2 separate regions of the Homo sapiens genome follow, and region 2 is linked to region 1. The links are chromatin loops, found by intact Hi-C in ENCODE. Cell type or tissue: GM12878. All regions are shown on one strand. Links, peaks and the distances in the headings refer to the core of each region. The heading gives the core; the rest is flanking DNA. Region 1 overlaps LRRC4C (leucine rich repeat containing 4C). Region 2 overlaps LRRC4C (leucine rich repeat containing 4C).

Evidence for each region. Hi-C counts contacts between places; a loop is a spot of excess contacts. Peaks named below come from ENCODE experiments on the same cell type or tissue, not always from the same donor. Only the 100,000 strongest peaks of a DNase experiment are listed, where the experiment ranks them.
Region 2: a loop joins it to region 1, with 2.0 times the contacts of the local background. A loop is called at or near these places in 4 of 110 quality-filtered maps.

What each region holds. Positions count from the first base shown.
Region 1 is chr11:41,193,164-41,210,079 of GRCh38, reverse strand. All of the region lies in intron 1 of LRRC4C (leucine rich repeat containing 4C), which reads left to right. Among named protein-coding and RNA genes, the nearest start is that of LRRC4C, 260 kb to the left of the region's middle. RefSeq lists a silencer at 15,297-15,469. In GM12878, for the core only: a CTCF peak has its summit at 8,720 (motif pointing right); no DNase peak of the experiment used is centred there.
Region 2 is chr11:40,929,971-40,945,558 of GRCh38, reverse strand. It overlaps LRRC4C (leucine rich repeat containing 4C), which reads left to right. Exons shown (of 7, transcript NM_001258419.2): 2 at 11,836-11,924. Among named protein-coding and RNA genes, the nearest start is that of LRRC4C, 520 kb to the left of the region's middle. In GM12878, for the core only: no CTCF peak of the experiment used is centred there; no DNase peak of the experiment used is centred there.

The DNA of each region.
Region 1 (16,916 bases), core at 4,684-12,683:
GCCAACAGGGTTGGTTTCAAGTGAGGCCTCTCTTTCTGGCTTGCAGACACCTGCTTCCTCACTGAATCCTCACGTGGCGTTTCCTCTATGTGCATGCAGAGAGAGAGAGAATATCTGGTGTCTCTTAGTCTCCCTACAGTGACACGAGTCCTATCTGATTGAAGCCCCACTCTTAAGACAACTTTTAACCTTAATTACCCCCTTTTAAACCCTATTACTAGATATAGTCATATTGTGGGTTAAGGCTTCAATACATGAATTCTGGGAGGACGCAATTCAGTCCAAAACATTTTACCTTCTGTCGTCCCAGAATTTATGCTCCTCTTGCATGCAAAATACATTCACCCCCTCCCAACAGTCCAAAAAGTCTTGTTCCATTCTAGCATCAATTCCAAATCCAAAGTCTTTTTTTCTCTTTAATTTTTTTTTTTTTTTGAGACAGAGTCTCACTCTGTTGCCCAGGCTGGAGTGCAGTGGTGCAATCTCAGCTCACTGCAACCTCAGCCTCCCAGGTTCAAGGGATTCCCCTGCCTCAGCTTCCCGAGTAGCTGGGATTACAGGCGCCCAGCTAATTCTAAATCCAAAATCTTATCTAAATCAAATATATATTAGACCTGAGGTATGATTCATACTAATAATCCTCTCCTACTGTGAACCTGTGAAACTACGGGTTTTGTGCTTCTAAAATACAACGGTGAGACTGGAATAATTTAGACAATCACATTCCCAAAGGGAGAAATCAGAAAGAAGAAAGGGTGGCAGGTCCCAAACAAGTCAAAAATCTAGCAAGGCAAATTTCATTTGATCTTTACAAATAATTAATATATATTTAATATTTATGTATATTTAATATTAGTATATATTTAATATTTTAACTTTTATTTTAGGTTCAGGGATACATGTGCAGGTTGGTTATATAGGTAAACTTGTGACTCAGCGGTTTAGTGTACAGATTATCATCACCAAAACACTATGCTTAGTACCTAACGGGTTTTTTTTTTTTTCTTTCTGAACCTCTTCCTCCTCCCACCTTTCCCCTTCAAATAGGCCCCTATGTCTGTTCGTTTGCTCTTAAGGCTTGAGAATAATCCTCTCTGGCTGGCCTCTCTGCACTCCAAACCCACGGGGGTTGCAGCAGCCCCACCTTCTCAGCTCTCCATGGTGACCCTGCACCCTCAGTTCTGTGGGGTGCCCTACCCCCAGGACCCTGAGCAGTGGCCTTGTCCTTGAGGCACTGGCCAGTGCGTCATCCTGGCCCACTAAAACCAAGGAGGTGGCTCCATCCTCTGAAGCTGAGGAGAAAACAGACTTGTCTGCTTGGTTTATGGTAGGAATAGCAGCCCAGATGATCTCTGAATTGTCTTTGGGACCATTCTTCTATTTTCTTGTAGAGAAGCACATGTTCCCAATCAGGTAGCCCTGTTGTCCCATCCTGTAGGATCTCTGAGGCCTGACAGCTTTCTTTTATTCTGTTGCATTGTTTCTACTCCTGATAGCCCCTGTGGGAAGTATTTCTGCTGGTATAATCCCATTGCTATTTCTGTCTTCAGTTAAGACAGCTGATTAAATTCTGTGGGTAATCCTTTAGAGAGTGATTTATGAATTGTCCAGCCTCATCCTATGTGTTTCATCCAGAGCACACTTTCTCATTTTTTGGCAACATGCACAGGCAGAGAATTATTCAAATCTTCAAGTCCTGTTTTCTTTTTGCTAAATAACTTCTTCAATCTATCTCTTTCCGCTCTCATTTTACTATAAGCAGTAAAAGAAAACTAAGCCGTAACTTCAACAATTTTATGAAATCTCAACTAAATAACCAATTTTATCACTCACAAGTCCCACCTTCCACAAAACACTAGAACACAATTTAGCCAAATTCTTTGCCACTTTATCACATGATTGCCTTCTTTCCAGTTCCTAACAGCATGTTCCTGATTTGTGTCTGAGACCTCCCAGAAGCACCTTTAATGTTCATATTTCTACCAACATTCTGTTCCTAGTGATACATGTCTTCTCTAAGGTGATACTTTCTCTCCAGCTCTCCTCTTTTCATGCTGAGCACTCACCAAAATCACCTTAATGTACATATTTCTGCTACTGGTCTCTTAAGACAATCTAGGCTTTTACTAGCCTGGACTTCAAATTTCTCCCAGCTTTTACCCCCCACCCAGGGTCAAAGCCACTTCTACACTTTTGGGTATTTGTTAAATCAGCACCCCACTTCACAGTACTAAAATCTATATTAGCCTGCTGAGGCTGCCAAAACAAAATACTACAGAGTGGGTGGATTAAACAACAGAAATGTATTTTCTCACAGCTCTCAAAGCTGGAAGTCCAAGATCACGGTAGGAGCAGGAATAGTTTCAGGTGAAGCCTCACTTCTTGGCTTGCTGTCTTCCAGGTGTTTTCACACAGGGCCTTTGCTTTGTGCATGCACAGAGAAAAATCAAGAGGGAGAGGGAAAAAGAGAGGGAGAGGGAAAGTGGCAGTGGAGGAGATGGGTGGGAGGGAGAGATCTTTTGTGTCTATTCCTCTTCTTATAAAGACACTAGTCCTTTGAAATTAAGGCCCTACTCTTTTGACTTCATTTAGCCTTAATTGCCTCCTTAAAGCCATTATCTCCATAAACACTTCAGGGGTTAGAGTTTCAATAAATGAATTTCTGGGTGGGGAAGATATTCAGTTTATAATAGATGAGATTACACTAATTGGCTCAGAGCAACTGTTTTTCAGCCCCCTGGATCTTTATAATGACTAAGGGGAGAGGGAGAGAGGAACTTTTAAAAAAAGACTGATGTCCAGACATTACCCCAGAACATGGAAATCAGAGTCTTCCAGGCTAGGACAGGGCATATCAACTTTTTAAAATCTCCCCATGTGATTGTAAATTGGCAACCAGAATTGAAAACCACAGTCTTAAGTCCTTTAGGCTCCTTTGACTGAAACAATAATGCATAGAATGTTGTGGATCCTTTTGGGAAGAAGAAAGGAGGACTGGGTACTGGCATTTTAAGCATATTAAATATGCTTATAAGGAATACATGCTATACATTATACTTTTTGCTAATCTATACATTATACTATATACTATAGCAGAAAAATATATATATAGTGTATAGCATCATATATACTTATAATGTAGGTATAAGATAATAGGAAAAGCTCTAGAGTCAGACAGCTAGGGTTCTAATTCTGTTCTCATCTTATTACATTACGTTAACATTCTTAGGATAAATGGTGGTGACAATGACAGTATTCTCCTTGGTTATGAGGATTGAGATTATACAGGGAAACCCCCAAATAGTCCATAAGTATTATTAGCAGTAACAGTTAAAGAAGATGGAAAAACCTGAGGTCTATGTCTGTTTGTCTTCTCTCTGATACACTAAGATCCTCAGGCTTTGGAGCAAGGGATTCAAAACTGTGTCCTTGCAAAGCCTACATTAGCTAAATTTTGCATGTCAAAGTGGTAGGGCCTGGGGCACTCAAAGGGCATTTGAAAATAGCAGAATAATTCTAAAGCAAGTGGTTAAGGTCACAGTAGATACAGGAGGAAAGCTGTGAGCAAAGTTACAGCTCTTCAAGGTGATTTTTTTGAGCTTTCAGAGGATGCTGCAAGAGCCCTAACAGAAAATGAAGGAGGCTTTTTGTAGGTCACTCTTGTGTTGGAATATTAGACTTTTTTGATTAATTTTAGAACTCCGCAACCCAACATTTTGAAATTTTTCAGAAGATATCCTATGTGTTTTGAGTTGAGGCTGCCTGTGAGAAACAGCTTTTTCTAAAACACTGAGCAATTCAGTTTGGCATTTCAATCTGTCTCCTCTTACATTTGTATTAGAAAAAGCCAACCTGGTGGAAATGTTGATTCTCAGACTTGAGAGTAGTTAAAAAAATAAATCTTTTGTTCACTTTCTTTTAGAAATGTTTCCTTGTTCTCATCTGAAGTGTGTGGGAAGCCCTACCTAATCTTTAGCATTTTTATGAAATTGTCATAAAAAGCTTTTCTATGTTGTATATAAATTCTTATCTCAATTGGAAGTTGAAGGGGGTTAACGGTGATGGTTTTCCTTGACATATCTATAGTATACTACTTCAGTGTAGAAACACTGGCCAGCTAAGGAGTTTTTTTCTTAAAAAGCTTAGTAGTAAAATGCATGGTTTAGTGTTTCCAGTGCTAACTTGCTTGGTTTAAATTCTGCCTTTGACATTTACTATTAAATAGTTTAATTTCTCTAAGACTCAGATTACTCATCTGTAAAAGGAGGATAATAATAGAATCTACTTCACAGAGTTGTTATGAAAGTTAAGTTTGCTAATGTACTGGAAACCCTTGGAGTACTCCTGGGTCCATAGCAAGCATCACTTAAGTGTTAGGAATTCCTGAAGGTTATTATAAGTTTTTTTTGTTTGTTGTTTGTTTGTTTTTCTTTTTGCCAAACCCACTGAAGAGGCAGTAGTCTGAGAGTCTACTGGGAAAAACAAACAAACAAATTTATCTCTGAGCCACGTTTGTCCAAGTTTGAGGGTATTGACTCTGTGATTTAGAAGCTACAATCACTGGTAGCCTTTGTTAACTCATTTCTAAAAGGGGGAAAATCTGATATCTCCTTTGTTTATCTGGTATAATGGTTCAGTACAATGACCTTCTACAAGCCACTGCTGTCTCCTGCCTTGAAGATTTCAGGAGCCCCCAAGTTGGTGTTACAGTTTCCATTCTTACCCATTTAACAGCACATTCTCCATGCAATAATCAGAGAAAAATATAAATTGACTCATGCTATTGCCTTGCTTAATATGTTCATTGGTTTTCTATCATTTTTGAAATAAGTATCAATCTCATCATCATAGTTTATATAGCTCTGTATGATCTATCCATGTTTGAATCTCCAGCTTATCCCTAATCCCTACTCCTTTGTTCATTCTGTTCCAGTCACACTTACTTTTTTTATGTTCCTGGATCATCCCAAGCCCTTTCCCACCTCAGGGCCTTTGGATATATTCAGGGATTTTGTATACATTTACAATTACCAAACATTTTTACCTGGGATCTCCAAAGGGTTGGTGATCCTTTTTAGACTGTAAGTCTTTATTCAAAATCATCTCCTCAAAAAAACCACTTCTTACTATCTCATCTAAAGTGGGCAACACTCCAGGATGATCTGCCTCATATCTCACCCCTTTAATACATGTCAAACCTTACAATCATCTTGTTTATGTATCTGGTTACTTGTGTATTGCTTCTCTTCACTGACATTTTGAAGGTACAATATTGTCCAAATTTTACATCATTATATTCCATAGTGCCTGGCACATAGTAAATGCTCAATGAATATCACTGGAAGAAAGAAAGAAAGAAAGGCAAAAAGGAAAAAAATGATAACATATAAGGAGCTCAATATATTTTAGCATTATTAAAGGAAATATAAATAAAGATTAAGCACAGAATGAAAAAGTTCTACTGACAGCCAGAGTCTGACTCTAGGAGTGGACTTCTTCAGAAGAAATATAGAGTTAGTCTTTTAAAGCCATGAGCCTGAGAACTGTTTCTTTCCCATAGGAAAAAAGCAGTGTCTCTATCTAAGTCATGTTGCCTGACTGACAATCTCTGGGCTTGTACATTAGGTAAGTGCTGGGCTGGCTGGTGACTGTTCACTGTGTAAGGATTTTAGCAGAAAGTTGCTTCTGCCACAATCATACCACACCCAAGAGGTTAACTGTTCAAAGCAAGATATGGTGCCCAGTCCAGATTATGCTGGTTTCAGTAGGCTGGTGCCAAGCTGAGATTTGTCAGGGCCATCTCTGCCTTATATATTTCATTATTTCCTCTGTCACTGAACAATAAAATGCTTGTGTGGATAATCTTAATTCCTTGCAGTATACATCATGGCTCTTCTATTTTTAGAAGGCCAGGATAATACTCTGTCTCCAAATCTGTTCTTGAAGGCTCTTGTCTTACTCAAATTGCTTTTCCTGTCTCCACCAGTTGGACACTCAAAAATATTATTTCAAGAGGACCTATTTTAGTTTTGCCATCTATAATCTGGAGAAAAAAAAATGAGGTCTTATTCTGATCTGACAATTGCATGTGGCTGTTTCACAAAGAGAAAGAAAAAGAAGAAAAAACAAGATGTGTCTGGTGAAATACCTTCTACTTTTCATAAACATCACCTGTCAGCGATTTTCCAGAAGACAGGCTCCCATAGGCTGTCTTAAAGGGCAGACATTTTGGGCTGTGAATGTTTTATATACAGATATCTTCTCTGCTCTAGTAACACTGATATTAAACTTTGATTGCTTACTTTATTCCAAACCATTCTAAAGACTGTCTATATATTAGGTCATTAGATGCTCACATTCCACAGATACAAAACAAAACAAAACTGAGGCACAGAGAGGTCAGTTGTGGTGTTCAAGGTAACCCACAAATTCGTAGAGCTAAGATTGTAATCAGACAATCTGGCTTCAGAACCTTTATATTTAACCACTATAATCTCTCTCAATGGCAGTAGCTAAGTCCACAGACTCTGGGTCTTAGAATGTGGGATGCAGGGACTCTTGCATGTATCAAAATAAAGTTTGCAATTTATTTTAAATGTTAGTCATCTAAAACCAATAGCTTTAGAAAAAAATTGCTTCCTCTTAACTTCCAAGAAAAATTTCAGGCTTATAATTATAATTCTACATTTAAAACGGTCCAGTATTTGAATTCTTGTTACCAAAGCAACTGCCTTCTCCTCAGCATCTTGGATGAGATTGTGAAAATGAAAGGATTTATATTCAGTATGGTCTAGATTTCTGTTATAGGGCCCTCAACAGAACCTTAGAATGAAATCTAAATAGACTGAATCATCCATTTTGTCTGTCCAAGTGTCTATTTCCTAGCCTCAAGAAAACAGGGTGAATGACAGATAAAACAGTAAATGTGGACTGAAGGAATAAGACCTTCCATGATGAACACAGCCCAAGAAACTGAAGAAAGAAATCAGTTTTTGACCGGGCACAGTGGCTCACGCCTGTTATCCCAGCACCTTGGGAGGCTGAGGCGGGTGGATCACCTGAGGTCAGGAGTTCAAGACCAGCCTGACCAACATGGTGAAACCCCGTCTCTACTAAAAATACAAAAATTAGCTGGATATGGTGGCACATGCCTGTAATCCCAGCTACTCAGGAGGTTGAGGCAGGAGAATCGCTTGGACCCGGGAGGCGGAGGTTGCAGAGAGCTGAGATCATGCCACTGCACTCTAGCCTGGGTGAAAGAGCGAGACTGTGTCTCAAAAAAAAAAAAAAATCGGTTTTCAAAGGGGTCTCTGAGAGACCTAGTTTATTGTTAAATAGTTGTTTGGGGAAATTTTGTCTTTATAGCATGAACTTGGCACTTCAAAATCCTTAATATTTGAAGAGAGGCTCATTCCAAAAGCATTAGAGCCAAAAAACACGGCAATGTCGGCTCTGTTATTTACAAGCAGAAGGATATTTAGCAAATCACTGAACCTCACTTGTGTTTTAACTAAAATGAGAATAAAAGAGTTTTCTTTATTTTAGGGCTCATGTAAAGATTCCTAAGATAATGTATGTAAAGTGATTTAGTGCTAGGTCTGATATATAGAGAATACTCAATAAATGACAGATAATAAAAGAGAATATTTATGTAGTTAATACAAAAAGAGCTTCAGGTTTGGGGTTAAACTTTGGATGGAGCAGCTGAATTAACTCCCCTTTTAAATTGATGAGCTGCTATTGATTCTATGTGGGTACATAATGCAGAGATGATGAGAAATCCAAATCATTTCCCGAAATCCTCCTCTGTGCATCAAACAGAAAAAGTTGAGTCAATGTTAGCAGAAACCCATTTGGACAAGACCATCTCTACTCTAAACTTAGTATTTGGGGGCTTTCCATCAGCCTACTAGTGCTGTCTAGTTTATCAGAGAGAAAATAAAGAACTGGACATTGTCCAGTCAAGGAAGAGCCGGTGTTCCAAAGAGGACATCAATAAGTTCTGGAGGTGGGGCAGGGAGTAAAATAATGAGGCATTACGAGTGAGGCAAGGAGGCTCCTAGGAGGACTGATGGTCAAAACTAAACTTTACTTTCCACTTTTCCCTAAAAACTACACTGCATTTGCTGGACTTGTGTGTGTGTGTGTGTGTGTGTGTTTGTGTGTGTGTATGTGTGTGTGTGTAGAGCAGCCAAAAGCATCCTGGGTGCTTGCAGAAATCCAGTTTAGAACTCCCCTAAAAATGCATGTAAGCAAACATAACCAATGTGGCTCATTTTTGTATAGATATTTTTGAATAACATTTTTCCAAAAAAATGCCAATGCTAAAATCTTTAAAAGAAAATCTATGTAAAATCTTCTGAGATGTTTATCACCTATTAAAGTGTCAAAAATATTATTTAGAATACCAAAGAAAGGGCTTCAGATCTTTAAATTTGTAAACAGGCAGATATTTGGTGGGGATGGGGAAGATTCCTCACAGATTCTCAGGAGACAATTCACACATCAGGAAAAACGGTAGCTTGGGCCACATCTTCAAAACTATGGTTTAACACTTTTCTTTAAAGACTCTGTTCTAGTAGTTTATTTTTCCTATAAAATAAATGAGCTTTGCTCCCACAGAAGTGAAATTAGAGCTACCAGGACCAAGGGTTTTGAAAACCTTGTAGAATGGGTATTTCTATCAGAACCTGAAGGGTTAAACCTAGAGCCGCCACTAGGTGTCACGTTGGGATTGGTTTTGGGAACACGAGCTCCCTAAACGTCTCCAAATAAGAAAAGGCACCTTCTAGGTTAATTTCAGCTACTGTTCAGTTTCTTTAAATAGAGACTCGTACACTGCACATGTCAAATCTTCAGAGTCTTTCCCTTTGTTTTACAGGTATTTACAACCATTTAAACTTTTCAACCCACCATACAGGCCTAGCAGGAGGTAGATTTTGAAATAGGGGAGGTGTGACAACAGGATCACATTGTAGGGAGGGAGAAGTCTCTTTTAGTCTTGTATCTCTTAAAATCTATTTAAGTTTCTCCATCTTAAAACATTGGAAATTAACATGCAAATTGAGAAATAATTTGGTGCCTGCTATATAAAATGCATACAAGTTTCATATGTGAAAATTCCAGATTTCCCACTAGGTTTTCTTCATCACATCTTCACATCTATTCACCCCCACTTCAGTGGACTGACTTCCCAGCTGAGTTCTACAACATTCTTCTCTCTGGGTCTGTTTAGATAACTTAGCAAATAAATTGACAAATACAGTGGTTCAAATTTGAGTGTTAATCATTTCACAATTTGCCAATTTCAAAAATACTGTTTTAAAAGAAAATAGTTTTTGGGGGGGCCATATTTTGGCCACAGAGAATAACAGTTCAGCACAGATAAACTCGATGACGGTAGAGAAAACACAGTGGTTTTAAGCTCAGGGAGTGGTGGGTACTCTATTCTAGAAATATTTTCACATAGCTACTTACTCCATCATCGGTAAAGCAAGTTTTATCTCTGTTTTTGCAGAAGTAGGTAGGTTAACATTACCTGAAAAAATTAAAATTTAAAAAAAAAGGATGCCAAAGAAACTTCCTATTTTCTGGAGAAGAACAAGTCTCTGCCTGAACCTCTAAAAGCAAAATAATAAGAAAAAAATGCAGAACCAGATAAAATTGTAGTCAGGTGCAGTAATGCAGACAGAAGTTGCTAGGATTTGAACACCTGTAGAAAGCCTTGGTAGACTAAAAGAAATAATGCCTTTTTACTTCCACAGCATTTTCTGATTTAAACCCATTTCAGAATAATTTATGTATATAGTCCTTTGTCAAAAAAGTATTTAGAACCTGCTGTCACCATTGTTTTGGGGACAAAAATACAACAATAAACAAGACCCAGATCAACATCATTCCAATCTCCACGAAGATTGCATTGTAACTGGTGAAGCATACATCAAAGAATTGAACAAATAAGTTAACTCATTTCAGAAGTGACATTACTACAAAGAGACTCAAGCAGGAATAAGGAACAGAGACACACAAGAAACAACATGGTTTTTTACATAATCTCTCATAAAAGTACATAGGACAATGAAATGAGCAAGGAGATTTAGGCTCACGAGCTGTATGATCTTGAGCAGGTCACAGAGGTTGGCTTATTCATGTTTAAGATGTTAAGATGTAAGGAATGTATATATTTTATCTGGGCTTTCTGAAAAGTCTCCATCACTTAGGGGGTGACTTTGTGGCTGAGATCAGAATTCTGAGGAGTCAGCCACAATATCTATGAAAACACTTTGCAGAAAGAAGGTCCAGCTAGTGTAAAATTTCCACATTTGGGACTCCCTTGGTGTCTTCTAGCAATCACAGAAACGCTGGCATGGCTGGAGTTTCATAAGCAATGGAGGAGGTAGGTGGGAGGAGATGCATTCACTGGGAAATATAAGAAATTAAATGCTCTAAGTGAAAATTTCTAGCAGATATCGCAGCCAAAGTGGGTGTTTGACACACCTATCTAAGAAGTCTACACTCTATATGAAATAAAATTAAAACTCTTTACCATAGCCTACAAAATCCTATACATTTTTGTATTCTTGGGTAAAGTATTGCACATGGAAGTGCTCAGAAATGCTCTATTCAATTAATTTGCAAGACTGCCCGGAAGAGGAATCATATTACAGAAAACTGTTAGTTTTTTCTTTCTTCCCTGACAGACCCACAGGAAGGCTGACACTCCCCGTTTTTGAATATTGTAGTGTGAGGATGGGATGCTTGGAGCTATACATTTTCTGATTATTAAAAATAAATCACCAAAAGCTGAGAATGTTGAAAATATTAAAATACCTTAGATCTTTGGAGACAGGATTTAAGAATTGAACAAACTCAGGAATACTCACCCCTTGAACTACTGTTTTGGAAATTACTAAGTGCCTTACTGTATAAACTGTTTCCTTGAGAATTTAGTATACTTTCACAGAGTGTATATATGATAGCTGATACAGTTGTCTTTTACACTGCTATAAAATCAATGCCATGCAAGGGCATAAAATCCATAGTTATTAAACACTGATTTGTTGAGTGAACTTATCAAGGCTTAATGCTTCAATAAACGAAGGCAACTAGTACCTTTCGCTTTTAGAACAGATTTTCTTATGTGGATAAAATAAATAAAACACCCGTTGAGACTGCTGAGTTCTAAATTTTGCTCAATACATAGTTCACTAACTGTTCAGTAAATATAGCATTCCCAGGAGACCTGCTTCTCCTCCTTATACTTATGTGAGATTGAAATACATGTTTGTCTTCTGGTTATTTCGCTGGGACTTCTACCGCTGTAAAGAAATCACACTTCTTACCAATATATCAGAAACTAGTGCAACTTAAAGAGGGCCACCGTGAAAATGGAGTGTCTTTCCCACAGACCAAAATTGAGTGTGTGTTTTTCTATTTCCCTCCATACTTTTTTTTCCTCTCCCCTCTATATTTCTTGTTCTTGTCAGAAGGGCTCATTTGGACAGAGGACCTGGGTGCATGTTCTCTTTTTGTTTGGATTCCAACTTGTCATTACATTCTCAAATGCTTACATCCCTCCTCAAAGCAAAAGCTGCATTTTACAGTCAAAGTTGTGTTTATTGACATTTTCTGAATCCTGAAAATATTGATATTGATAAAAGATACTTAAATACTTTCTTACTTTCACTTTCTGAAAAAAGGAGATAATTTTATTTATACCTAGAATTATGTTTTTAATCTAGGTAACTGCTATAATTATTCATAGTAATATAGGTTTCCACCATAATACATTTTTAAATAGGAACATAAAAAATCTTAGAGTGATATACAGGAAATGCATATATTTCATGGCTAGGGATCAGACAGCCACTGAATTGCATACAATGGAATAATAGTATGGTTTTAATGGTTCAAAAATCTATAGATTTATCCATAGCAAAAATTGTTTGTTCTTTATTTTTTGTCATAGATACTCCTAAGTAAATAATATACTTTAAAATAATATTTTAAATCCCACTTAGCTTTTTTTTATTCACAGAAGGTTTATATTTCTGTTTCTAAGTTAGAAAAAATCATGGAATAAACTTGAGTTTACAATGATGGTGATGGTGATAACAACAGGGGTGATGGCAGTGACGAGGAGGTAGTGGTGAATTTCATTGCTATTGATATCAGCTTTCATTTACTGAGCATTTTCCAGATGTCAGGCATTGTGATGAGCCATTTGCTTGCAATCTATTACCACCTTTCCATGATGTAGGCATTGTTTTTCCTATCTTACCATGCAAACTAAGACCCAAAATGACAATGTTATTTCCTTATTTTAAGGAGTTTGAGGAGAATAAATCTTGAGAGAAGTAACTTGGAAGAGGCCAGGAGAATAATGAATATCTGAAAATTCATCACCTATTAGGGAAAATGCAGAAGGAAGTATCTAATGTCAATGAAAAAAAATTCCATCTGTCTCTGGAGAAAAAATAATCTCTATCTCTATATTTTGCTAGTAAAGAATTTCAGAAGGTTCTGCAGATTCCCTTTAAAAGAGGTGCTGTTTGATGTTTTTGAGTATCTCTGGGGAATAATTTCACACCTGCAAATCCTCTAGAGAACAGGACACAGTGATGTGTAGGACAAGCAAATAGATTTTCCTTTCTTGTTATTTCCCAACAGTTATTTTTTAGCATGGTACCAGCCAGGTTGCAGAGCCCAATAAAATGATAAGCCTGTCTTCCTCAATGTCAGGATAGGCATCAGAATCCACCATCACATGCATCTCTTAGAAATAGAAAAATCTGAATCTGGGCTTTATCAGCGAAAGGGATTATCCTCTAAAATAGTGTGTCTTATTTTGTATCCGTGAAGAATGCTTGTGGGTATAGAGATCTGTGGATGAATCCACTGCCAAACAGGAACAACAAAAAATCCTTTCTTTATTGCAGTTTTATCACTTGAAGGGAAGTGTAGCTGTAACTTGTTTGCTGTCTTAGCAAAGTGGTACTTCCATGCACAGAATTTCCTTGATTCCTACCAGTAGCTCTGTTTCTTATTCTTAATGTTTAGGCTGGGGAAATCAAAGAAGGAATTTCAAACTGAATAATAAAAATCCATTTTAATACTTTAATGTCTTTCTTCCTTTCAATCCATTGTGTCTGACATGGGAATAAAGATCTTTTATCAGGCATTTAGTTTTCTACCTGCAGAAAGTTGGGAACAGGAGTTACTAAAAATTAATTAGATCCTGGCAGTAAATGAATTTTTAGTCCCTGGTGAAGCTGACCTGAAAGAAAAACTTCAGTAATTTTGGAGAATCACATGAGCACACCCATCCCACATAAGCAGGATGGGTATCAACCAACCCATCCATTCATTCATGCATCCGTTTATCTGTCCATCCATCTATTCATCTATCTACCCACTCAGCTGTCCATCCAGTTATCCATCTATTCATTCTTGCATTTTATGTATACATTCATTTATTCATTATAGAACTGCCCAAATTAATATCTTTCATAAGTATTTGGTAACTATCAGTGATCAAGTATTTATTCCTCTTCTATTTAACAATGAACTCATTCTTTCAATCTCTCCTATGGCCTAAAGATTGGGTTTGATAAACTCAACTTAGAAAACTGCAAATCATCACTGTGTAAGTTTATGATTTAAGTTCTTGTCATCACATTACTCTTATGTTGATGAGTGTCTTTGGATAAGATATTTAATTTCCTGTTCCTCATCTAGAAAATGAAGGAGCTAGTCTAGTTGATTAGTAACAACTGCTTTTATTTTTAAATGCTGTTTCTTTCCTACGCTCAAAAGTGAGTGGCCAGCCTCTGTGTTTCTGTCTTCAAACAAAAAGTCCAGTGTAACACATACACTGACTTGAGGGAGAATGTCTTTAGATTTTATGTAAACTTCAGGATGAGGTGCTCATACACTGACAGTACTACATTTTGGAAATATTCCAATTGACATTTATAAATGTCATGGAATTAACTACAGAGATTGCCCCTTCTATTGTGTCCAAATAAGCAAAGAAAGCAACAAACTTTAAAAAGTTAGATCAAAGGATGAAATAAGGGTAAAAGATCAGTCTCATCAATGGTTGTTTTCTCGAGAAGGGATCCTTGAGCAGAAAGTAGATGAGACTTCCTTCCTTCTCAAAGGGCTTAGCTTCTATGTTTGTTAAATTAGATTTGATGCACAAAAACAACTTTGCATCTGCAAATGAGACCTTGTCGACTCCAATTTTGTGTATATGCTGACTTAAAAGGAAGACACAATAAAGGAAACTTAAAGAGATTTATTGATTAAAAAAAACTTGCTCCTTTTACACTTTCATACATTTGCTCACTTCATTGTTCGTATAAGGCCTTCCTCCATTCCATATAAAGTAAACTGCTCTTTCTGATGTTATTGATTATTCTGTGTCTGCTTTCATGGGAATATAAAATAGACATATCATCTCTAAGTCAACGCATACCTGTATCAGCTTGCTATTGGTGGACTGTATGTGCTTTATAATTTGGGGGGGGAAATATCTCCATGATGAGAAGCTTACTAAAGTTAAAGGCAGAAAGATATTTGTCTATCTCCTTGATAGTCCTTTTCCCAGTGGATTGTCAGTTTCTGAAACATTCCAGTTTGACAGCCATTGAGAATTGACATTTTGTGCACTGTTAATAATTTTGTTTTTTTAAATGGCTTTATCTATGCAGACTAATTAATGATGCCTTTTTTCGATAGCTGAATTGTGATTATCTATTAGTTTATATTTGGTAAAGTCAGAATTCATGAAATTATCAGGCCAAGTTCTGACAAGACTAATTTAAATAGTATTTACTTTAATGGGCAATTTACAAAGGGCATGCACACACAGTGTGTTTTGTTTTGTTAACCTAAAGAGAAAACCTGGGGAAATTAAGTTGTGACAGAATGGAGGGGCCTATGAGGAGAAAAAATACAGGGGAGCAAAAGAGAAACTATGTCTGAAGCAGGTCTCTGCCTACTTCACAATAGTAAGATGGGTAAATATACAGCCAAGTAAAGCATCAGTTTTTTTTTTTATCTTAGTGAGTATTACCACTTTGGTGGGCTCTGCAAAATTAGAAATCCTGTCTTCAGAGGCACAGTTAACTATTTCTCCTCCGCAGGAACTAGGATCAGTACATTTGATAAACCTGCCATTACAGCAAGTACATATTCCATATCTGGTATTATTTATCTATTGTTATATAACAATATTACTATAAATGTGGTGAATTAAAACAACACACATTCATGATATTATAGTTTCTGTGGGTTAGGAGTGCCACACAACTTAACAGGGCCCTTTGCTTCATGGTCTTACAAAGCTGCAATCAAAGTCTTGGCTGGCGTTGACAGAGAAGGATCTACTTCTAAGCTCACATGTTTTTTGGCATCGTTTTGTTCCTTGTGGGCTGTTGGCCTGGGGGCCTCTGCTTCTTGCTAGCTAAGAGTCTCAAGGCCTCAGTTCCTTCTAACATGAGCCTGTCCAACATGGCCACTTGATTCCTCGAAGCCAACAAGGGAAATAATCTCCTGGCAAAATGGTCATTATCATCTCAGGTAATGTAATGATGTACATCTTGTTACCTTGCTATATTCCATGGGTTAGAATCGAGTCATAGGTTGCATCCATACTTGAGGGGATTATATAAAGACATGAATACCAGGAGACAATCATGAGTTTTATGTCTCTATACTCATATTATCATATATAGTTGACCCTTGAACAATATAGGGGTTAGAAGCACTGGCCTCCACACAGTTGAAAATCCATGTTTAACTTTTGTCTACCTAAAAACTTAAATACTAATAGCCTACTGTTGACTGAATGCCTTACCAATAACACATATTTTGTATGTTATAGTACTATATGCTGTATTTTTATGATAAAGGAACCTGGAGAAAACATTTTATTAGTAAAATCATAAGGAAGAGAAAATACATTTACAATTCATGAAATAAAAGTGAATCATTATAAAGGTCTTTATCCTTGTCTTCATGATGAGTAGGCTGAAGAGGAGAGGTTGGTTTTACTGTCTCAAGGGTGGCACTGGCAGAAGAGATGGAGGAGATGGAAGGGGAGGCAAGACCAGTAGGCACACTCTATGTGACTTTATGAAAAAAATCACAATTTCTCTCTTTTTGGCTGTATTATTTCTCTAAAAATGTTTTTATATTGTACTAATTATTCTTCCACCCTTTGCTTTAGTTTCAGTATCATAGAAGGGTCCATATGGTTAAAAAAAAAGGCAAAATCAGTCTTGAATAATCAGAACACCTCTAGATTGACTAATGTCAACTTGTTTTCTGGCATTGCTTCTTTTATATTTCTACCTCGTCTGGCACTGGTTTAGAAGCACTCATCTCCATTAAGATGTCTTTGGTTAATTCCTCTGATGTGATGACTATTTGGTGTTTAATTAGATCAAGATCCGTGTCTTGATACCCTTCACTCATTTCATGATTGTCTTGATTGGATCTGTTGTCAATCCTGTGAAGTCATACAACATCTGGAGACAGTTTCTCCAACAAGAATATCTTCTTCCTAGCTTGATGGGTTTCATGGCTTTTTCTATAACAACGATGGCATCATCAATGGTGTAGCATTTCCAGAGTTTCATGATGCTTGGTCTATTGGGGTTATCTTCCATAGTGTTGACAATTCGTCCCATAGAATATGATGTGTAATGAGCTTTAAAGGTCTTTACAATGCTCTCATCTAGAGACTGAATCAGATGGTTTTTAGGAGCAAGTAGATGACTCTGATTCCTTCAGTCTTGGGCATTATCAAGAAAAACTTTAAGAAGAGATTCCTTTCTGGAGAGGTACTTTCCAACTTCAGGTACAAACCATCAATGAAAACAATACAGAAAAAGTGTTCTCATCATCCA
Region 2 (15,588 bases), core at 7,077-15,076, 270 kb after region 1:
TTTGAAATTGGAGTTGTAAGGACTCCAATGGATACTACATATTAAGGGGTACGATTGTGTTCAAACGCTCATTATATTTAGGAGTATAGACAGTGTATTTAAATGTTATCATGCTTTAATTCCTATGGTAAGTTAGTATAAATTGATAGTTAATATAAATTGATAACTTTTTTTAAAAACATGCTTCACTGGCTGATTTGTTAGGGTTTGGCCAGGAGAGAAGAAAAACTGCAAAGTTGGCCCGGGCACGGTGGCTCAAGCCTGTAATCCCAGCACTTTGGGAGGCCGAGACGGGTGGATCACGAGGTCAGGAGATCGAGACCATCCAGGTTAACCCCGTCTCTACTAAAAATACAAAAAAATTAGCCGGGCGTGGTGGTGGGCGCCTGTAGTCCCAGCTACTCGGGAGGCTGAGGCAGGAGAATGGCATGTGAACCCGGGAGGCAGAGCTTGCAGTGTGCCGAGATCGCGCCACTGCGCTCCAGCCCGGGCGACAAAGCAAGACTCCGTCTCAAAAAAAAAAAAAAAAAAAAAAGAAAAACTGCAAAGTTGAACACCACTTAGGAGAGCATGACTATTACAGTAGGAAAAATGAGGAGAAACGCAGGACTCAACTTGCATAGTGGCATGAGAATACCTAAGCTGGAATGAATAGGAAAGATATAGAAGTCTATATTTTTATAATTTGTTTTCTCTTGTTATTGGCAAAGCATTAGCCAAATGTCAAATATTGTTAAATGCTAATATATGGGCCAAGATGGCCAGAAATTGGAAAACTGTTCTGACTTATTATACTCTAAGACCATGCAAAATTGCCTTTCCTGGAGCATTATTTCAGGGTAAAAATGACCAAACCTACCAGGTGTTTGCAGAATCATCTCGAGGACTGGGAGCTTACTGTTTCTAATCCTCCCTCTGCATGGCTAAGCTTTCCAGAGGTACAGAAAGGGCATCCAGTTCAAGAACCCATGTCACTGAATCAGTAGAGAGCTTTTGGGAGACAGAGGTACTAGCCAAATTGCCCAGAGTAGACTTGTTAATAAAATTAGCAAACTTCACGTTATTTCAGTCTGTTACTCTTTCAATGACAGAAGCATTTTCTTTTTGCCTCCTTTCCAGTGGAGCTTCAAAAATGTATCTGTGTTTTGCAAGTCTTGCAGATTTATAATTTTCTGTGTTGGATGTGAACCCCTACACTGGAGAGGTCAGAAAAATTATTCATGAAAAACACAAATCTTGCAATTGATAGATAAGGATAAAATATCGTATCCTCAAGATATGTGGTGCAAATCTATTGCTAAGGCATCTGTGAATGTTTTTAGCTTGGGTTTTTTTAATGCAAATATTAGTGATGAAATCTTAAACTCTTCATTGGTTATCAATAAATATCACTTTTATTTATTGATCAAATTGTCTTCTGACAATTTGTTGTTTTTGAAAATCATTTTCTGCTATCCATCCAAGGGGAGCTAACATTTCTGGAGTAGCTAATAGGTGTTAGATGTAATGATGTGTATTTACCGTCCGTATTTAGGACAACCTTAAAATAATCCTATTCCAATTAAGGAAACTAAAGCTTGGTGAAGTTAAGCATTTTGACTAACGAGAAATGGGCCAGAACATGGATTAAAATCAAGTCAGTCTTTTTTCTGGAAGTGAAATTGGGGAAGAGGGAGAGCTAAATGGGTCAGGGCCTTCTGCCTAATGACTGTACATCTGACCTATCAGGTCCGGTTTTTATGGGTTTTAAACATCTGTGTCATGGTTACTCCTACTGGGAAGTTGAATGTATTCCACATAAGAATGAAGAGACTAATGTGTGCAAACACTTCAAAGACTCTCCCGACAGGAGAGATAGCCTTGGAGACAACTGCCTTCATCATTTTTTACCCCTTCCCCTTCACAGAAAACAATTTCAAATAGTATAACACAGGTTGTATTAGAATCTGTGTGGTGGCTGTAATACTCTGTCTAAATGAACTGAATAAAAACCTCTCTTGGGGCAAACCAGGCAGTTTGGTTTAAATGATCCCTTACTCTGCTTTAAAGTATACTAGTAATACAAGCAAATCCAACTGTAGCCAACAAGTGAGTTCCTAGAATTGCATTTTCTTTGGCAGGTAAATGGTTTTTCTTTGTGCTGGAATCGAAGGTAATGGAGAATAGTGGTTAAGAATACGGGTTTTGAAGTCAAGCAGCTGAGAACTGTAGCACAGTACAATCATTCGTGTGATCATGAGCCAGTTACTTAAGCATCACTTTGCTCCTCTATACTAAGGTGTGAGGGGAAATAACCTGCCTGCAGAGATGCTGTGAGAACAAAACGTTGTAAGTGTGTAAATCACCTAACAGTACCTAGCCTTTAGTTATTTAGTCATTTCTTCTGCACCACGAGTAAGTTAAGTCTTCACACATATCACCTCTCAGAGAACAACTCCATGAGATAAATGTGATTTCATTATTACCTGCATTTAAGAAAACTGAGGTTCGTGAAAAATATTCCTGTAGTCATACATGTGGGCCAAGATAGAAAAGTAGGTTTATGTCTGCTTTCAACACCTGAGCTGCTAAGTATACTACTATTTATTTCACATGATCCTGTGTCACTATGAAATAAGTAGTTGAGTAATTGCTGACATAGAAAGTTAGTAATAGGGGTTATGGGGAGTTAAATGCCTTGGCTCTGTTCATATGGTTGGTAGGTGTTAGAGTTAGGATTGGAACTCTGGTCTGTCTGGTGTTATCTTTTCTTTATTACTAGTATCTCCATTTTCTTTACCTCTTGGAATGCTCCATCTGAATAGCTTGTATACTTCAGGAATCTTTCTGCAGTGCAGATCTCACACTGTCTCTGTCAAGCATTAATTCCTTCAATAATCCCACATTATCTACAGGATAAGGTCAAACCACTTTGTATAACTCACCTTGCTCTTCCCAATCTGAATCCCACCTCCCTCTCTGGTGTGCTGCACACCAACACACTTACGTACATGCTCCAACTCTAGTGCACTACTTGCAACGCCCCCACACTCACCATGTTGTCCTGTATTTCTACATTAGTTCATGCCTGGAATGCACTTGCTCACCTTGTTCAATGTGTGACTTCTTAGTCATCTTTGAAAATTGCAGCACTTTCTAATTGAAAACTGCAGCACTTTCTAAAGTTCTGGTCCATGAGTAAAAACTAACACTCCCATGACCACTACAATGAAAGTATGCCATTTGTCCTCTTGCTGGGATTATAATTGACTGATAGTCCTAGAAGCTGCTCTTAAGATCCAATGGGTCTTTTGCTGCTAGATTTTGTTTCCCATGAGCTGCTTCCAGTCAATGACTGCTAGTAGCTCACTCCCATTCTTATAAAACATAGGACTCCTCTAATGTGCAACTTCATCTCAAGGATGCCCCATTGGCTAGCTAAACCTTTCTTGGAACTGTGCTGCAGGACTGGACTCTCTCTATCCAACCTTTGCCCCTTCCATTCTCCTTCACACATGTCAGACATTCACCGTAGTCTGAAATCTCTCCCTTATTCACCTGCTCACTGCCCCTTTATCCTCCACAGTAATATCTGCCAATAAATTTATTGTGTGTCTAACCCTGTCTCAGTGCCTGCTTCTTGATGGACTTGAACTAACATAGCTATAATAATGCCTTCTCTATCCTGTATACATACTATCACAAAATAATTGCCTTCATTATTTTCTTATCCCCTTCTCTAAATTAAATTATAAACCCTGTAAAATCAGAAAAAATATTGCCTTACTTCATTTATTTTTAGCACTTAGCATACTGTTTGATCCTTAGTGAGTATTTAATAAATATTTGTATAAATAAGTGCTCAAAGTATGATTTTCTCTAACATGAATTGTTTAGGTTAAAACAATCAAAACTATGTGTTTACTTCTCAGGTAGCACTATCAATCAATGTGAAGATAGCTGGAAGTTAGCTTAGTGTTACTAATGCAAAGATTACATTTCAAAGTATTACCATTTAGCTTCCCCATGCCCAAAATATTTTCTTGAGTTCAAGTGAGTTTCCATGCTTATGATCTTAATTTAACTAAACATGAAATCTTGAAATCTCAGTGAATACCTCTCATCACTAAATGAAACAGCTTTGATTAATCACTTTGAGCACTTCAAAATAATCTGTCAGTTAACCTATATTTAACATAAAATCTATGTGAGAGCATTTATTTGTAGGAAAGCATATTCTTAGACAGCTATAAAATCAGATATCAGTTCTTAATATTTCAAGTAAGGAGTGGGATGTAGAATGTTTCTATTTATTACTGGTAAAGCCATTACAAACCTGTTTTAATCTGCATAGTAATAAAATTATCATGACTAACATTATTTTCTCTTGATCATTTCAGGTCTTATATTTTTATTGCAACAAAAAATAAGTATCTCATTTCTAATTGAATTTTTTCTTCAAAATTACACTGGTTTAACAATCTAATTTTGAAATGCCATTTCACTGCTTGACTCCAGCCAGTTCTGTTTTTTTGTCCCACTTCATTTTTCGTATTTAAGATTTCTGTTGGAATTTTTAAATATATTATCTTCTGAATGTATTACGTGATCATTCTTGTGCCATCAGAACTAGTGTCCAAAAAAAAAAAAAAAAGATTTTGTAACGAATTCTCTGTCATGCTCTTCAGGCCATGATCCCCATTCCCCAGATAAGATGCTAAGAATTAAGTAAGTAAAATAATGAGGTGATTGCATAATTAGTAACTGGATATGAACCCAGATTTACCTGATTTTTGACTACCTAATCTTAATTCAGTTGTCTAGAGTTTTGAGTAAAGTTTGAGTATCAGAGAAGTCTGTTTAATATGAAAAGCACAGAATGCTCTTCTAAGAACTTTGTAGCCTGTTCTGGAGGCATTAGAAAGCTACTTAGGTTTTAAGGAAGAAGGAATAATATAATTTGATATCTGTTTGAAAAACGTATCAAAAGTAGAATGTGCAGATAATGTAAAAGATGATGGTTAAAAATAGGAAAGGGGAGATCTGAAGTAAGTTACTGACAAAATCCAAAGAGAAAGTGGTTAGGATCTTATCTAAGAACATAGGCAAGAAAATTGAGAGGAAGAGCAGAGTGAAGAAATATCTCTAAATTCAGTGGCTCAGCAATGTGGGCATTTGATCACATTTCTTAGCCATCATACATTGTTTCCCGCTTGGTAAAATGAAGATAGTACAATATTCTTCAAAATGTTACCATGAGTTTTAAATAATAATATACTATTCTAAACTTGTTTGGTACATACTACGTGCCTAGGCTTTTTCATGAGCACTTTGTTTAATCTAAAAATTTAATTCTCACAACAAGCCCATTAGTTAGGTACTATCACTATCACAGTTTTATGGATGAGAAAACTGAGGCACAATGAGGTAGAGTAAAAAGGGATGACACTGTGACAGTGTGAGATTAAAGTAACAGCAGGTATTATATGTCTGACACATAGAAGGTGCTTTGTAAATGACTATAATTAGCCAAGTAGACTAATGTACTTGAGAGATAGAACCAAACTGGACTCAAGTTTGTTACATGGTAATCCAGCACTTGTTCATGTGAACTGAACTCTGATTGGACCTTCACGGATGGAGTGCAGGTGCTGTCCTTGATGCTGGGAATACAGGGGCAAAGTAAACAAACCCCTGTCATCACAATGATTTCTGTCTGATAAAACAAATGATCTGATGACAGGTAATTGAACAAAGGAAGCTGAGTTGGACTGTTTCCAAATTATTTTCTGCAACACACTGTATACTGGAAACATTTACTCAGGAAGATGGCACAGGAACAAGGCTCAGCAACCATCTTCACTTTGCTGCATTCTCAGTGAGGACAAAGGAAACAAACTGGCTTCAAATCCCTTCTTGAGCCCCTTTTTTGATAGAGTTCACTTTAATCTCTGGACTGTTATAGGTCCAAAGCTATATACAAAGTGTCTAGTTTCTGGTGAATCCCCAGGTGCCGAAAGAGTGCCTAAAACCGAGCGGGCAGTTAACTATTGTGTCTTGAATGAATAGATGAATGAATGAATTCAGGTATTTTTCACTTTTTAAGCTATTCATCCTTTACAGTAAGTTGATTTCTGAGGAAAAAATGAGTATTTAAGAATTAATTACCAACTTGTATATGTGCTAGGATTGATGGTTTTACAAAGAAGATATAATGATTTAAAAGTGTCTTCTAATAATTATTTATAACAAACATTGAAGAGATAATTTTAGCCATTTTATGTGAGCACTAAAACCAGAGCACCCTTTGAATTTCAGAAGTGTCATTGTGCCACCTTTTTAAAATTAAATCTCATTCAAAATTCATATTTTAAACAGCATTGTGAAAACACTAATGTTCAATATAAAAGCATCATTTAGTATTACACCATAGCCAAGAAATCGTGAGACAATTAGTCCATGTTCTTCCGTCTAGTTTTTGTACATGGACATATGTATCATCACAGAATAATCGTTATTTTAGAATTTCCTTTTTTTCCATTCACTATTATATCATAAACATTTCTATAACATTTTATAATTATATAATACTATTTTAATATCTGGATAATATTTTCTCTGTTTGTCCCAGCCCTGTGTGGCCACTCACCCACTTACCTTCAGTAGATCTCTGGAATGTTATCAATTCCAGATGGTGTCTAAAATGATGCATTTGCAAGACAGAACCATTACATTGTAGCATTTTCTAGTTTGAGAAGAGCTTGAAATTTGTGCAATTAAATAATTCCCTTCATTTAAGGATGAAGACACAGACATCAAGGGAGTTGTGGGAACTTGAGCTATGTTCTGAGAAGAATGGTAGAGTGTCAGATCAAAGTTATTCAGCTATGACCTGGACCAATCACTTCACTACCTTGTGCCTTAGTGTGGTCAAGTCTGAATCACCTAGGTCATATTTTTGGAAATGTCATGTTTATCTATTTAAGAAGAGGCAGTAGGTGGTTAAAACTAATGAATGACATTTTCAAATACATTTATACAACACAGAATCAAAATATGCCACATAATGTATTTACCATAATATTGACACATAGTATGTGTTCAACACATACATTTACTGCCATCGTCATTGTTATTATTGTTGTTGTTGTTTGTACAATGTCTCTACTTGGTGTAGTATAGGCATATTTTATAGCTGTTCCTCAGTACATTATCAAGTACAGTGAATTATCCATAGGCTTTCCTCACCCTTCGCTTGGATCTTTTCTCTGTGACAGTACAGAATCATTGCGGTGCACTCATCCAAATGGAGAAAGGTCAGAGGGAGATTACGTTTTCTTTCCTGCCAGAATAGCTGTTTATCAGGAGGAAAGGAACTGTCAGAACTGGAGGAGACCTGCGCCTGTTCATTCATCTTTGCCCCTTTCTGCCAATGCAGGATAACTACTGAAAGAACATTCTTAAGTGATGCTTTTTAAATGACTTCAAGCAGTAGTGCTTCCAATTAGATTGATATTTGTCATAACTATTTTATTGGCTCTTGATAATCACAGAGAGAATTACTGCTATTACTCTCCAACATTACGATGAATCAGTTCACAGAAGAAATTACAAAGAAGAGCAGGCTGGGTGCAGGAGCTCACACTTGTAATTCCAGCACTTTGGGAGGCCAAGGCAGAAGGATCACTTGAACACATGAGTTCAAGACAAGCCTGGGAAACATGGGAGACCCTGTCTCTACAAACAAACAAACAAACAACAACAACAACAAAAAGCTGGGCATGGTGGCATGTGCCTCTGTCCCAGCTACTCGGCAGGCTGAGGTGGGAGAATTGCCTGAACACAGGAGTTCGAGGCTGCAGTGAGCCATGATCACGCCACTTCACTCCAGCTGGGGTGAGACTCTGTCTCAAAAAAGACAACAACAACCACCCTACACACACACACACACACACACACACACACACACACACACATATACACACACTCAAGAAGAGTGAATTATTGGAGAGACTGAGTACTTTACAACTGAAGAGTTATGCAACAAAGTGATGATGTCTTAAGAGTACCCTAGTATTAGTTACTCTGTATTTTTTTTTAATTTCAACTTTTATTATATTAGACATGGAAGTGCATGTGCAGATTTATTACAAGGGAATCTTTTGTGATGCTGAGGTTTGGGGTATGGATCCCATCACCCAGGTAATTAGCATAGTACCTGATAGGTAGTTTTTCAACCCATATCTCCCACCCTCCCTCCCCACTCTAGTAGTCGGCAGCATCTGTTGTTCCAACATTTTTGTCTCTATGTGCTCAATGTTTAGCTCACACTTGTAAGTGAGAACATTCTGTATTTGGTTTTCTGTTCCTGTGTTAATTCACTTAGGATTATGGCCTCAAACTGCATCCATGCTGCTGCAAAGGACATGATTTTATTCTATTTTTATGGTTGCATAATACTTCACATTTATATGTACCACATTTTCTTTATCCAATCTGCCATTGATGGAAACCTGGGTTGATTCCATGTCTTTGCTATTGCAAATAGCACAGAATGAACATACATCTGCTGACAATGTTAGACAGTTACTTTGTTTTTAATTTATCATGAGTCTTCCAGATGTTCCCCAAACTTAACTCTCAGTTAAGAGTGATTGCCTTCTTGGAACGCTGCTGTATGGACTCCAGATTATATAATTCTAATTTCAAATTAGAACTTGTTTTTGTGTTAGAAAGCTGTCTAGGTTGGCATCCCAATTTTACCATTACTGGCTTTATGTCCTTATGCAAATTATTTAATCATTCTGTTTCTGTTTTTATATTTTTAAATAGACATGATTATAATTGCAACTACACAGCGTTGAGAATTAAATAAAATAATACATGATGTTACCAGTTAATGTAGTGCCTGATGTATGGTAAGTGCTTGAAAGTGTTAGATACTGGCCGGGCACGGTGGCTCACACCTGTAATCCCAGCACTTTGGGAGGCAGAGGCGGGTGGATCATGAGGTCAGGAGATCGAGACCATCCTGGCGAACATGGTGAAACCCTGTCTCTACTAAAAACACAAAAAATTAGCCAGCTGTGGTGGCGGGCGCCTGTAGTCCCAGTACTCGGGAGGCTGAGGCAGGAGAATGGCGTAAACCTGGGAGGCGGAGCTTGCAGTGAGCCGAGATCGCGCCACTGCACTCCAGCCTGGGCAGCAGAGTGAGACTCCATCTCAAAAAAAAAAAAAAAAAAACAAGTGTTAGATACTATTGTTGCTATTATTAAATTCATTATTAGCATATGACATATTTCTCAGGCCCTTTAAATCAGGTGAACATAAATTATCTAATTTAGATGTTAATAAAACTTACTATGGTGAAAAATAACCTATTTTACAATTCAAAAGACCCAACTTTAATATTGGGTCCACCACAAATTAATTATAATATCTGGAAATCATTGCAGCTCAGTTACATTGCAATACACATTTTTTCTCAGGACAGAGTTAAGGTTCAAACTATGTTATATATATATATATATATATATATATATATATATATATATATATATATATAAAATTTGGCATCTTTTTAGTAGTTTTTAGTACTCTCATCACATTCTTACTGAGAGTCCCATTTTATTTACTCAGCTCCCTTTAAAGATGGAGAATGTGTTATTACTCTAGTTTATAGCTGAGGACCTGAGACTCAGAATGAAGTTACATCACTAAACACAGTGAAACAGGAAGTAGAACCTAGATTTTCTTAAATCAAGAGAATGAACTCATTTATTCTGTGACTTTCTAGTTATCTGAAAACGTCAACCACCCAATACACTTTTCTGCTCCAATAGACTAATTTCTCTTGGGAATACATTCTAAAAATATGTGTCATTAGGCAATTTCATTCTTGTAAGAACATCATATTGTGTACATATGCAAACCTTTATTGTATGCCCTACTATACACCTAGGCTATGTGGTAAGGCTCATTGCTCCCAGGCTACAAACCTGTACACCATGTTACTGTACTGAAATATTATAGGAAGTTATAACACAATGCTAAGTATTTGTGTATCTAAAAATACCTAAACATAGAAAGGGTACAGTGAAAATATGACATTATAATCTTATGAGACCACCGTCATATAAGTGGTCTGTTGTTGACTGAAACATCCACGTGCAGTGTATGACTATATTAAGCAGACATGGCTCTGTTTTGTCAGAACAGACATGGATGAAAACAATAATAAAGACACAAGATTTTCCTCTGCATCTCACAGTTGAGGAAGCTGTAAAGGGACTGAATTTTGAACCCAATAACATTAATAAATTATTTAGCAATCTACTTAGAATGACTTCACTTCCTTAATCAACAAAATATTATTTAAGCCCCTACTACATACCTGTTTTGAATATATTTTGTTATTCAGGGAAACAAGGAGTGCAGCAGTGAAAAAAACTAATGGAAATCCCCACCCTCATGGGGTTTTCTTGCTTAATGGGAGGAGAACAACAATTTTAAAAAGTCTGTTTGTCAAAGATGTTGTATGCTAGACGGTAATAAGTGCTTTGAACCAAAATTAAGGAGGGAAAGAATAGGGTCAACGTGTAAGTCATGTGTTAAGTCTTTTTGCATAAGATAATGGTAGGATGTTGTTCTGACCTGAGGAGAAATAGCAGGAAGAGAAAATTGGTGGTGGCAGGGAGCTCCCTTTGGGATATTCTAAATATAAATAGCTTATTAGCACTCTAAATGTGTAGAACAAGTAGAGAGTTGGCTGGGCTAAAATATAAATCTGTCAATTCCAGGTGTGTAAATAGTATTTCAGTCATAAACCTGGATTAGACCTTGATGGGAGTTAGTCTACTAGGAAATAGGAGATAGTCAAGAGATAAGCCATTATTATTACAAACAATTAGAAGGAAACCTCAGAGGAGACTAAGAAAGTTTGACCCATTGTGGGAGGAAAACTGGAGAGAACGGTGCTCTGGAAGCCAAGTGAAAAAAAAAGTGTTTTAATTGGAAAGAAATGCTAAATTATTATAGCGTAAACTATAGCAGTACTAACTAAGTCTAATTTACTCCAGGATAGAGTAAGGAGAAATTGAAAGTAATGTGTGAATGTCTGTTATTTGAATAAGGCAGGTGGTCATTAAAGAAAGTAAACACACGAGTGCACACACACGCACATGCAGATAAAATATTTTCCATGCCTTCGGAGTGCAAAGGCAGGGACATAGAATTAGGAACACCAGCTATAAATCTCATAAAATATGACAAACAAAGGTCTGTGGGATTACGGATGAGGTAGAGATTAGTTTTGATTGGCTACTTCAGAGGGAAAAGGTCATATTTCAGCTGGGTATTAAAGAATGACTATGAGTTTGTGGATGAGAAATAGGAATAGACAAAAGAATAATGACATTTCAAGTGAATAAGATAGAAGGAAAATGGTATAGAGGCATGAAAAGGCACAGTATGTTTAAACAAGGAATAAACTCATTTGACAAAAATAGACCTTGCAAAGAAAACAGGGATAAACAGCACCAGATATGCCTTTTTTCCTTTGTTAAAAATCTTACTCAACAGTCCAATAGAAAGACAAATTTGATAAAGTGACACTTTTCTCAGAACCAAATATTGTGATTGACATCATTTTGCAAAAAGCCTTTTATATTCTGGGAAAAGCCTCAAGCATGGCATATTATAAAATGAATATACACGGATAAACTTACTGTAGAGAAATATAAATTATTCCCTGTAGGTTATTCCATTAGGTCAGTTTTAATTTCAAGTAACTTTGCTTGGGCTATTTTCTAACTTTCTTAAATGTAATGCCATGTTTTAATCGTATGTCTTTTCTAGAAATGGTTCTCTTTACTGCGAGGCTGCAAGGTCACCCAATGAGAGAGGGGCCAAATAAGCTGGAACATCATCTAATACACTGAATGTAGGTGAGTGAAACAATAATAGCTTTAAACAAAAGTAGAAAGAAATGTTGTTTCATATATGACTAGAAATGGTTCTCTTTACTGCGAGGCTGCAAGATCACCCAATGAGAGAGTGGCCAAATAAGCTGGAACATCATCTAATACACGGAATGTAAGTGAGTGCAACAATAATAGCTTTAAACAAAAGTAGAAAGAAACGTTGTTTCATATATGACTTATACTACCTTGGAATAGTCCATGTTTGTAAATTAATATGGTCAATTGCTGGATACATGGCATGGGCCAGGCTCTCACTGGTGAGTGTGGGGTTGCTGCACACACCTGTGTCAGGGCTCCATTTCTCCTTGAGGCACACAAATTACAGTTTTGCCAGGAGTCAGTTTGTCTCTTGTAACTGCTCTGCTTCTAGTAAAACATTGCAAGTCTGCTTTCTAACTGCAGTTGCATGTATTTTCACTTATTCCACTTTCTGACTCCTACTGAACTCATAATTTATCCTTCCTTTATCTTTCTCTATCAACCTGGTCCATCAGACACTACACTTAGCTTTATTTGCCACGCAGAATCCAAAGTCAGTCACTGAGTTCTCTCCAACCCTCTAGCTCTCTATGAAATCTATCCCCTGGCATATTTTTCTTGTCAGTTGACCAGTTAATATTTATTTGTATAATTGATTATTGGATGTACCCTTCACTAGATCAAATATTCTATGCAGGCAAGAATCATGTCTGTTTGCTCATACCTCTTGGATATTTAACACAGCCATGCTGTCTGACCGCATCTAGTCCTGAATAGGATGTGACCACATGAAATGTTCCAGCTCTTTCAGCATTTTTCAAAATCTCTATTCTCCATGGGCTCAAACCTTGCCCTGACTTCCTTAGTTTCAAATGAATTAGCCTCCTCTTTTAAAAAAAGATGAGGCTATTTGATGTGCACAGCACCGAATTTTTCTTCTTTAAACCTTAAAATATCTCTTTATCTTTACCTATACTCTATTTTCCAAAATAATCCCTCATATTAAATTTTAATTATAACACTTTCATTCCTTTACCAATTTTACTGAATCAGCTATTCGTCTCTAAATTTGCATTTCTCCATTTCCCTGGTTCCTTCCATGCAGACTAAAACCAAACATGTTTCTCTAATCCTGGAAACATATAACCAACTAAAATCCAAGCAAAACTATTCCCCATCATTTCACTCTTTTCCTGTGTTCTTCCCCACATTAGCCCCTCTTTACCCATTCAAACTTCTTGAAACAACTCTCAATATTCTTGTCCAATGCATGGTAAATTCCATAGAAGAAGGATCTATTTTTGTTTCATTGTGCATTGCATTTCCAGTATCTAACACAGCATCTAAAATGATAGGAGCTCAATAATTAAATAAATAAATATTAGTTCTCATCTCTCTTCCCACTCTGAGTGTTAAAATTTTGCTTCAAGCACTGCTTAAATTACTCTCACCAAGATAACCAACAGTAATAACTCCCTCCTCTCTTTTTCAATTTATAGCAATGCTGCAAATTCTCTTTTATATCCCATATCATAATCTATCCTAATTATTTTAACTGTATATGTCTCATCACTTCTTCAGAGTCTCAGCCCCTTGAGGTCAGGACAATTAACTTGGTTATTTCTTTTGCTTCCCTAACTCTTAGCTAAGAACTTATTTCTCAACTTTTTATTAATGACTTCAATTAATAGATTTAAGTACTGAAGGATCGATCCTCTGACATTACTCGGACAACTTTAGCACTACCTTTGGTAAAATGTTTTGTCCCTGAAATAAAAATGTAAAAAATGGAATAGAATATCCTGCTACAAACCATTTCAAAATCATTGGAGGAAGAATTCTAAAACTTTATACCAAACGAATCATGACATTTATATATAGGCTTCATAACTATATATAATCACTTAAAAATAATTATAAGTATCTACGCATATGTATGCTACACACACACACACACATACACACCCCTTTATCCTTGGCTACTTTAGTGCATTATGATCAAACTTATGCATTAAATGCCTGCAGTATATATCAATTGGGGCTCTATGATAAACAAATATATGCATGCGAACTTAGACATATACCACACAAATAAGCCAAGTAAAATATAACCCCCTATAAGCTAACATTCTCACAAAAGGGACAACATAAAATCTGAGTTAAATAGTAAGACTCTGCTTATTAAACATATATAAGCAATAAGAACACATGCATGCACACGTGTCTAAAAAATTGGTTGTAACTATATAAACGAATAGTCATTGATTAAATTATTTCTAAGAAAATAAAAGCCTTTTCTACTGTCTTTAAATTCCCAGTAAATGTACACAATAGAAGGAAGAAAACCCTAAGCAGCTGTTTTAGGAGTTTGAACAGAGATTTAATAATTATTCCACATTTCCCTTCCCTCTGTCTTCATTTTCTGCAAACTCAAAATTGGATTCTTGTTTGTTTGCTGTTTGATTCTTTTCTTCCACTAACTCATATGGATCAGCAGATCAACTTGAGTGTATTTGCCCCAGGTCTGAGATTCTAAAACTCTTCTGGGACACTGTTTCTTGTAATTACCTACAGCTGCATTTACTAAAACCCACAGATTAAAGTTTTCCTACAAGCACCTTGCTCAGGCCTTTGGGAGATCTTACAGTCCATGGAAAGGGATCAGGAAAATCCAAACTGATTGGTGGCTTGAGGGCCAAATAATTTATTGTTTAATTAACTTTTCTGTTTTTCCATTAGTTGTGACTTCACATAAACATAAATAATTTATGAAATGTTTGGGGGATTTAATTTGTTTTGGCCCCCAGTAAAAAGTCTTGAATGTAACCCATTTTTAGACTTGGATGTAAATGCTATTGCTTATATGATATTCACTCATATGGATCACTGTATCATAGGGGCATTTGTAAAATCAAAACAATTCACAAAGTAGTGATATTTTAAAAATCTAGACACAGCAGCAATTCAGGGAGAGCCATAAAGGCTTATAGAGAATCACTTTAAGATGGGAGGTCTCTCAGTCTCTAATTTGGTAAGTTGAATGACTATGTGGTTTATAGTCTTTGCCTTCTCTGTAAATATTTGGCATATACATTGGGTCAAGCCTTGAAACCATGTCTGCATGTGATGTATCAGAGACACTAATTCAGAAGGACCCCGAATTCTATTATATTAATTCTATTTAGCTGTTCAGTTAGCTCTCTTTTGTTTGCCTTTTCATGCTGTCCTCTTTCTGGTAAGTTGACCTGTAAAGGCTAGAGCAATAGGCTCCAGTCCCCACTTTGGCCATTAGGAAGTCCTAGCAGCGGATAATAAGAAAGAAAAAGTGAAATCAGCGTCTCTACTCTCCAGGTTTCTTTGTGTGTTCATCTCAGACTGGCTGGATTCCTCAGCCAAAGGTTTGGTATTTTTCTTGGCTACCTTCTAGCCATGAAACATGCAGACACTGCTTACCTGAACAGCTTCCTCCCCTACTACCTTCTGGACTAGAAGTGGTAACAAGTCTTTTTCTCTTATTAGCCCCGGGTCCTGCATTCTCATTTATGGCTCCCTAAGCCCTGGTTATATATTTGTAAGAAACTTTCACTGAATTATCTTAATTTGAGAGTGCCAGCTATTTCCTGTCAGAAATCTGATAGAATTCTCATTG